Linked DNA regions of Mus musculus: region 2 is linked to region 1. Evidence: chromatin contacts called from ENCODE Hi-C data. All regions are on one chromosome and are shown on one strand. Each heading gives the region's core, a stretch centred on a gene start or an enhancer-like site at or near the end of the contact. The rest is flanking DNA. Distances are from core to core; before and after follow the strand shown. Region 1 holds the start of Greb1 (gene regulated by estrogen in breast cancer protein). Region 2 has its middle 22 kb from the start of 2410004P03Rik.

Evidence for each region. Hi-C counts contacts between places; a loop is a spot of excess contacts on that map.
Region 2: a loop to region 1 is called in a map of v-Abl transformed pro-B cells, with 3 times the contacts of the local background. The contact joins the enhancer-like site here to the promoter of Greb1 in region 1. A Hi-C loop is called at or near these places in 2 of 37 maps with a recorded cell type or tissue (CH12.LX and v-Abl transformed pro-B cells).

What each region holds. Positions count from the first base shown.
Region 1 is chr12:16,799,200-16,802,767 of GRCm38, reverse strand. Greb1 (gene regulated by estrogen in breast cancer protein) reads left to right here and starts at 1,882. Exons shown (of 35, transcript NM_015764.4): 1 at 1,882-2,121.
Region 2 is chr12:17,031,869-17,035,580 of GRCm38, reverse strand. No RefSeq gene overlaps it. Among named protein-coding and RNA genes, the nearest start is that of 2410004P03Rik, 22 kb to the right of the region's middle. Within about 2 kb of position 1,924, at least 1 of the 3 ENCODE cell types and tissues checked has a DNase peak (open chromatin) inside an H3K27ac peak, as active enhancers do.

The DNA.
Region 1 (3,568 bases), core at 633-3,132:
AAAACAGTAGGGGAACTTAGGAAGAAGGGTTTCAATAGGAGGAGAAAGATAACACAATATTGGGGTGGGGGACTATGACCAAAGTATTATATATGTATATATATGAAAAATTAAAAACAACAGAGGTTTCTAACACAAACCATGAAGTAAATATGTTGGTAACTATCCATGCAACAGTTACTCTGTAACTGGAGAATGTTGACTTCAGACTAGTTCATACTCTTCTATCAACAGAACAGAAACTGACAAGGAATATTAGTCAGCAGTTCTCATGAAGGAACTGGCTCTGCCTGTAAGATCAAGGGAATCTTGCAAACATTTTCATGAGCAAAACAGAACACAGGGTCCAGGTTACAAAATAGAACAGTGTGATCCCACAGGGAGAGCTGCAATGCTGATAAGCACCGTCTACCTTCCAGCAGTAAGTACATACATACCTACCTTCTGGTACAGTATAGATTGAGAGGAAAGAGCTGCAGCCTACATGGCTGGCTGAGGACTCCAACTGTATGGGGTTTTTGTTGTTTGTTTTGTTTTCTTGAGCTGTTGTTTTACTTAGCACAGGCTAGCCTCAAATTTGATGTAGCCAACAGTGACTTCTGATCCTCCAGGTCTCATTTCCTGGAGAGCTGACTTTACAGGCATGGGCCACCAAGCTTGACTTATATTTATGTATGGCTGGGGAACTCACCCCATCCTAGGCAATCAGTCTATCGACAGGACTACTTCTTGAATAATTTCATTACACAAACATCTGCAGTCAGTTAGGCTTGGCTAGGTCTTAGGCACGGGGCTCATCATGTTAACTGTTCCTAGTCTCGACTGTGCTTGGAATAGTTCCTAATTAGAATAGGAAGTTGATGCCCCTGCCATTAGGAAAGTGGGGATAGGAGAGCATTCCTCAACCTGCCCATTTTGTGGGAGATTGATGCTTATTCTCCTATTGTCTCCTGCTCCTAGTCAGACAGGCTCCCTGTTTTTCTAGGACCTTTGGCTGTGAGGCTGGCTCAAGCGCTCTGCTGTTGTTGTTGTTGTTATTATTATTCGATGTGTGTTGCAGTTTGGGGAACAGAGGACAGCTTGCAGCAGTTGCTTCTTACCTTTCCTCAAGTGAGTAACTAGGATCCAACACAGGGGTTCAGTTTTTGGCTGCAAGCTCCTGTACCCACTTAGCATCTCGCTAGCATGGCTGGGGTTCTTGAATGGCAGGAGGGTACAAGGTGCTCGGGATGTCTCTGGCAAGTTCTAAACACACAGGGATTTCCAGAAGAGGGAGGAGCAGGAGGAGGAGGAGGAGGAGGAGGAGGAGGAAGAAGGAGGAGGAGGAGGAGGAGGAGGAGGAGGAAGCTTTGATGACCATGGGTTCCTTCTGTGGTCTGGCTCCCTCAATTTCCCCCACTTTCTCTGCTGGCTGCTCGCAGCCACCTCTGTGTTACAGGGGCCAGAAAGGTTTGCACCGGCAAGTGCAGGTTTGCTCCTTCCCTCCAGTGCTCATCCTTCTGACCCACTCTCGCATCAGGGAAAGTTCTGGCTCCACCCGCTAGTATTAGGGGTTCCAGGCTCTTCCTCTGCTGATGTTAGGCAACTTCCTTATTGTAGGGCGTTCATCAATCTCCACTGTTGGGGGCCTAAGTCCCCTACCTCTGTCGGCTTGAACTGCAGGGGTATTGTCCTGCGGTCCACAGACACGCCCTGCGCCGGGTGGAGACATCTGGGAGGGGGGGGGGGTCTTGCTCACTGGTTCGTCCTCCCAACCCCACCTCCTCTTCGGGCATTTGTGGCCAAGCAACAAATGACCTCTGTCCCCGGAGGCTTCCGACTTCCGCGCGGACCCCTCCCAAACCGGGAACCCCGTGAGAACCCAGCGAGGCGGTGGGTGCCTGCAGCGGGGACGGGACGGGGCAAGCCAATCTCCTGTGCCTACACCTGGACGGAGCCGGAGCCGGAGCAGCAGTCCCAGCTCAGGTCTCCCCTTGCCGCCCCCCCCCCCCGCCCCCCAATCACGGTGGCCCGCAAGACCCGGACGGGCGGACTCTCAGGCTCCGCGGCTCCGGGCTTTGCGCAGCGCCGGCTCCGGTAGCGCGGGCTCCGAGGACGCCGGATGAGGACAAAGGGCGCGAGGTGAGGGTGGCCGCAGGGCTGGGGGTCTTGCGCCAAGGGGTGTGGGAGGTGTCCATGTCAGTGTGTGCGCGTGTGTGTGAGTGAGTGAGAGAGCCATCTAGAGCCACAGCCAGAACGAGCCAGAGCGCTCCTGGCACATGGTGAAGGCTTCGGCTGCGTAGGTAAGAACTTTAGGAAAAAGACAGCACTGCTCCAGGTTGTGTACACCGCGGCTCCGTTTTGGGGAGGCTGTTTGCCGCCCGCTGCCCCCCGGGGGTGGTGGCAGCCGCGTCTTCTGCAGCACGTGGGACAAGGGAGAAATGGGACTTCTTCCCAGAGTGGCCAGCCTGTGAAAGGCTGGTGGCTGTGGTGATCATTGGTTGAGTTTGGTTATTGGATCTCCGTTGGGAGCCACAAACAAAGGCTACTGGCTGAAGTCCAAGAAAGTGTGTGTGTGTGTGTGTGTGTGTGTGTGTGTGCGCGCGCACACACACACACACACACACACACACACACACACACGCGTCCGCCAGCCCACCAGTGATCAGGGTTAGGGTTGTGGAGGAAGGCCAGGAGACACTCCATGCAGAGAGACACTGGGCCATTTGCTGTCAAACCTCATTTAATCCTTGGTCCTGAGGAGCAACCAAAAGAAATTACCTATTTTATAGACTGAAGTTTTTCTTGAATCAACTTTTATTATAGAGTCAAGTGTTGCCCCAGGGCTTGAAATGCTGTTTTATTAGCCCTTTAAAACCATGAATGTGTAAATTTAACCAAATAAACACCCATTTAGTCCCATCAAGGACAATCTTTTGCCTTTAACAATGGGCGTCACACAAGATGATTCTGAACTTAGTCTCAAAAAGACGTGTGCAGGTCTGAGTTTGCATTGCTTGGTGGGCTGATGTTGCTGGGAGTTTTAATTTAGAGTCCATCTCGGTTTTCTTAGTTTCTTTACGCCCCCCCCCAACCTCCCACGCTGAACTTTGGCTCATTTAAAGTTTACAGTAGGATCTGTGACTTTTGGTTATCCCGCAACATTTGCTTCGGGATATCCGTTCTTCCTCATTCTGATAAGAGTATTCTTCACGGAGTTAGAAGTCATTTTGGTTTGAAATTGGCATTCCACCTTGGCCCTTCTTGTTATTGAAGGTGACTAAAGCGGTTTGTGGCTTAAAATGTTTTAAACATGGGGACAGCAGTTGTAGTCTTAGACTGGTAGACAATTTGAAATTATCCTTTGTGTGGCTTTGTAGCTGTACTCTTGTTTAATAATTTTAATCAGATGTTGTAATCTTCAAGCTCAGCTAAGCTTTCTGTGCTTAATACAGCATTGATTGCCCCTTGGCTCAGGAAACCACTCACTGAGCCTCCGCGACCTTGCGTCCTACTGTTTCACTTGAAGTTAGAAGTTTCCTTTTACTGTATCCACTCTGGGGCTTCAGTTTACTTACAGATTCTCAGC
Region 2 (3,712 bases), core at 675-3,174, 230 kb before region 1:
CTTCATCTACATGGAGAGTTCAAGGCCAGCCTGGGCTATGTGAGACTCTGTTTCAAAATAAAATTTCTCTGGGAGTTAAGGAGAAAAACTTCTGGAAATTCCAGGATGAATACCCAGCCCCACCCAGGTCTCACAAAATAAAAGGCTTTCAGGACATAAGCATGTCTAACACATCTCTATCTGGAGGTTCTGTCCTGCAGGGGGTGCTGTCCATCCACAGAGCACAGGGCTGGTAGTTGAAGTCTCAGGGTACTCCAGATCTCTGCCTGTCACACGGGTGTTTCAGGACCACCCTTCCGGTGTGCTTTCTGTTAAAGATGGTCTTGAATGGCAGAGAGAATTCTTCAGCTCTCTCTAAACTGGGGTTTTAAAAAGCTCTTAGTGTGAACAATCTTCTTAGGTGAGTTGGGATAAGTCACCTCATGCCTGTGAGATCAACACTGCACCTCTCCAGTTGCTAATTGTGGCCACTGTGCCTTCAGTGAGGCTACAGCCTGTTTTACAACTCTTGTAGTCACTGAGGCCTGAGAACGCGGTGTTACAACAAGCTGGTGCCTGGGAACACGGAAGGCAGAAGAGCCGGGTATCTCCTCTTTGACTCTCCTGGGCTCCATGCTGGGGATTCCCCCAGATTGCCTATCTGTCACCTCAAATCCCCATGTATCCCCCAGAAGAGATACACAGAGTCCTATCACCCCTTGGGCAGAAGAGCTCAGGACCATGTGGCCTGTTCTCTTTCAGACATGCCAGTTTCTCCAGTTATGTTATCAAGAAAGCACAAAATCCTCAGGCTGGCTAGCTACCCCAAGGGCAGAGCAGGACAATGCTTTGAGATTGTCCCCAGCACTGAGTTAAAGGAGGTAGCAGGTCAAAGCATCACACGTCTAGATGTGAATTTGGAAGACAGTACGAAAAGGTACTTTCTGACATCACCAGGAACAACAGATATGCGAATGCTAATTATTTATTAAATGAATAGATTCACCCGGACCATGGGTGCCAGGGGACGACGCCAGCCTCTCTTACAATTGGGAGTATTCACTGGGCTCTAGGAAGTAAGCTCAGCCCTGGGCTATCTAATGGCATAGCCGCTCCATTTGAATCCCACCTACACCAAGGATCTTAAGACAATGCCTGTCCCTCACAGGTTAACCCCCAAGGACCATTCCCTTCGCAGCAACTTAACATGCAACCAGAGGCCCGGAATTAAAATGTCTCTCGTTTTCTTTAGCCACATGGAAACGCTAATTATAGCATTCAGTCTCCAATGCATATTTATTTTGTTCATTGCTAGCCTCAGCTTGTAATGAGGAGTTGGTGCATCCAAGTTTTCTCCAGCATATTCTGGGTCTGCAGGTGACTGAGGAAATGAAGGGTGTCCTCTGTTTCTATAATTATGTCATCGTGTTACAGTTAATGTGCATAGCCAGGACCATGGGAGACACGCAGAATGTACCGGGCCAGTCCACACCCTACAGGGAAGGTTCTTGCACAAAAGCACAGAAAGGGAGCAGCCAGCCCCTAGCCAGGTGTTGACCCTAGAGGAGCCGTTTCACTGCGGCCAGGGGACTCAAGGTACCTCTTTTGTGAGCTGGTTATCAGTCCTCCCAGCTGGACCGTACATACTTGCCAATGAGTGAAGTGTTCAGGGCAGACAAATGAGAGAATGAAAACCACCTTGGTTGACTTCGGGGCTGTCATTCCTAACAGCCCATCGCTTACAATGTAAGAGGACCCAGGGTGCTCACATCCCCGGTGGAGAGACCAAGGATTTGAATCTCTGCACCTTCCGTCTGAGGTCCAGCTGGAGCGTCTGAGGCGAGCCAGTCTGTCTGCCTTTCTGCCAAGTGCCGTGTGATCATGCTCACTGTCTGCTCTGCGGCTGCTGTGTGGTTATGTAGAGATGCAGTCCACATGGTTCTGCTGAGGGCCCCACAGACAGTGTGCTTCCGGTTTCTACCACACCCTCTCTGTTCTTCACTCAGCCAATCAGATATAGGGTCTTCTTAAAGCCACAAATAGCAACAATGGGTCTGTTTGGCCTTTTCTGCTGCTTCAAAGTACAAAGAGGCCCGCTTGCTACTGACTTCACAAATGGGCTTCATTTCTTCTCGGTGGACACTTATCGTCCCTCAACTAATGCTTGGTCGGTAATGGCGATAGCTTCATTTGTGCAGAGCCCCAATATATATATATATTATACACACACACACACACACACACACACACACACACACACAAGGCACAGAGAGGATCTGTAGCCTATGTATGAACTCAGGAATAGATTGCTGGTGCTCAGGATTCAATCACTGCTCAATAGCGCCACCTGCTGGGAAGGAAGTCCTCAACGCAAGAGTTTTTTTTGTTGTTAGAAGAGACTTTAAGATGAGAGAGAAAACTGAAGTTATTTGGAGTATCACAAAAATATCCAGAATAGCGTTTCTCAATATGCTTCCCAAGGCTCCCGTAGGTGCCGTGTTGGTGTGTCTAGAATTTTCTAGGAGAGAGTCAAAGCGTGTTTCCCTTTGACGCTAGAGAAAGAGTCAGCCTCTTGGTGACCCAGTGACCAGAGGATGACTTTCATTTTCAGGCCTGTGCTTCTGGGGTGAACTCCCTGGCACCAGTGGTAGATGAACAGATAACAGGCTATGTCCTCAAGGGACTCCTGGGGATGCAGAATGGGCCAGAGGAAACACAGCCTTAAAGAGTGAAAGATTAGGAGGGGTACCCTCGATAGCAGAAGAAAGGTCATGAGCCTTCCGGTCACATGGGTGGTATGGGAAGAAGGGTAGAGAGGCAGGCAGTACATGCAGGGAGCAATGGCAACCACATCCTTTGTGGTCCACGAAGTTTAGAAAGTTGAAAGCTGAGGCAAGAACCTGTCCTGATTCTTATTTGAGACTCTTGGAAAAGGGCGTCTGCCCTTCCCACCCCATCTCCATAGCCTGGCTCTCCATCACCATTAGGACCATGGTGCTTGGGAAACACACTGGGTCAGTGACTGGTCCTTAGAACCCGATGTGCTCCACAGGACATGGAGGTGTCCCTAGGTGGAGCCAGGAACAAGGAGCAGTGGAAAGCTTAACATGGGCACCTTTTCCAATAGCACTACCCATGAGGTCTGTCGAGCTAGGGACCAATGCAAGTGCCACCCATAGATCAGGACATCTACAGCAGCCAGGACACTGGCCAAAATGGACGGCAGGGTTCTCCAAACCACACATGACAAAGGTTACAACTTCTACCACAAACTCCAGACGCCTGAGGCAGAAAGGAGGAGACCTAACCTCTCAGCCTCTAGCACCTAGGACCATCAAGGACTTGGAGACCAGGGTTCTTCCCCCTGCCAATCTCCAGGTATGCAGGAGAACAGGGAATCTGTACCTTACACAACACCACCAAGAGACTATGTCATCCAAGGTAAGCCTGGCAGTGTGCTTCTCTAACTCCAACACTCAGAGGCAGAGATAAGTGGGTGTCTATGAATTGTCTCCATAGGTAGTCCCAGAATAGCTAGGGTTACACAGATAGACCCTGGTGTGTGTGTGTGTGTGTGTGTGTGTGTGTGTGTGTGTGTATGAAGGAGAGAGACAGGCAGGCAGGCAGGCAGGCAGGCAGGCAGGCAGACAGACACAGATCCACAGACAGACAGAGTATGTTGTGCAGACATTCAACTGGGATAAGGAATCCAAGCAACTGGCACCATAGCTCA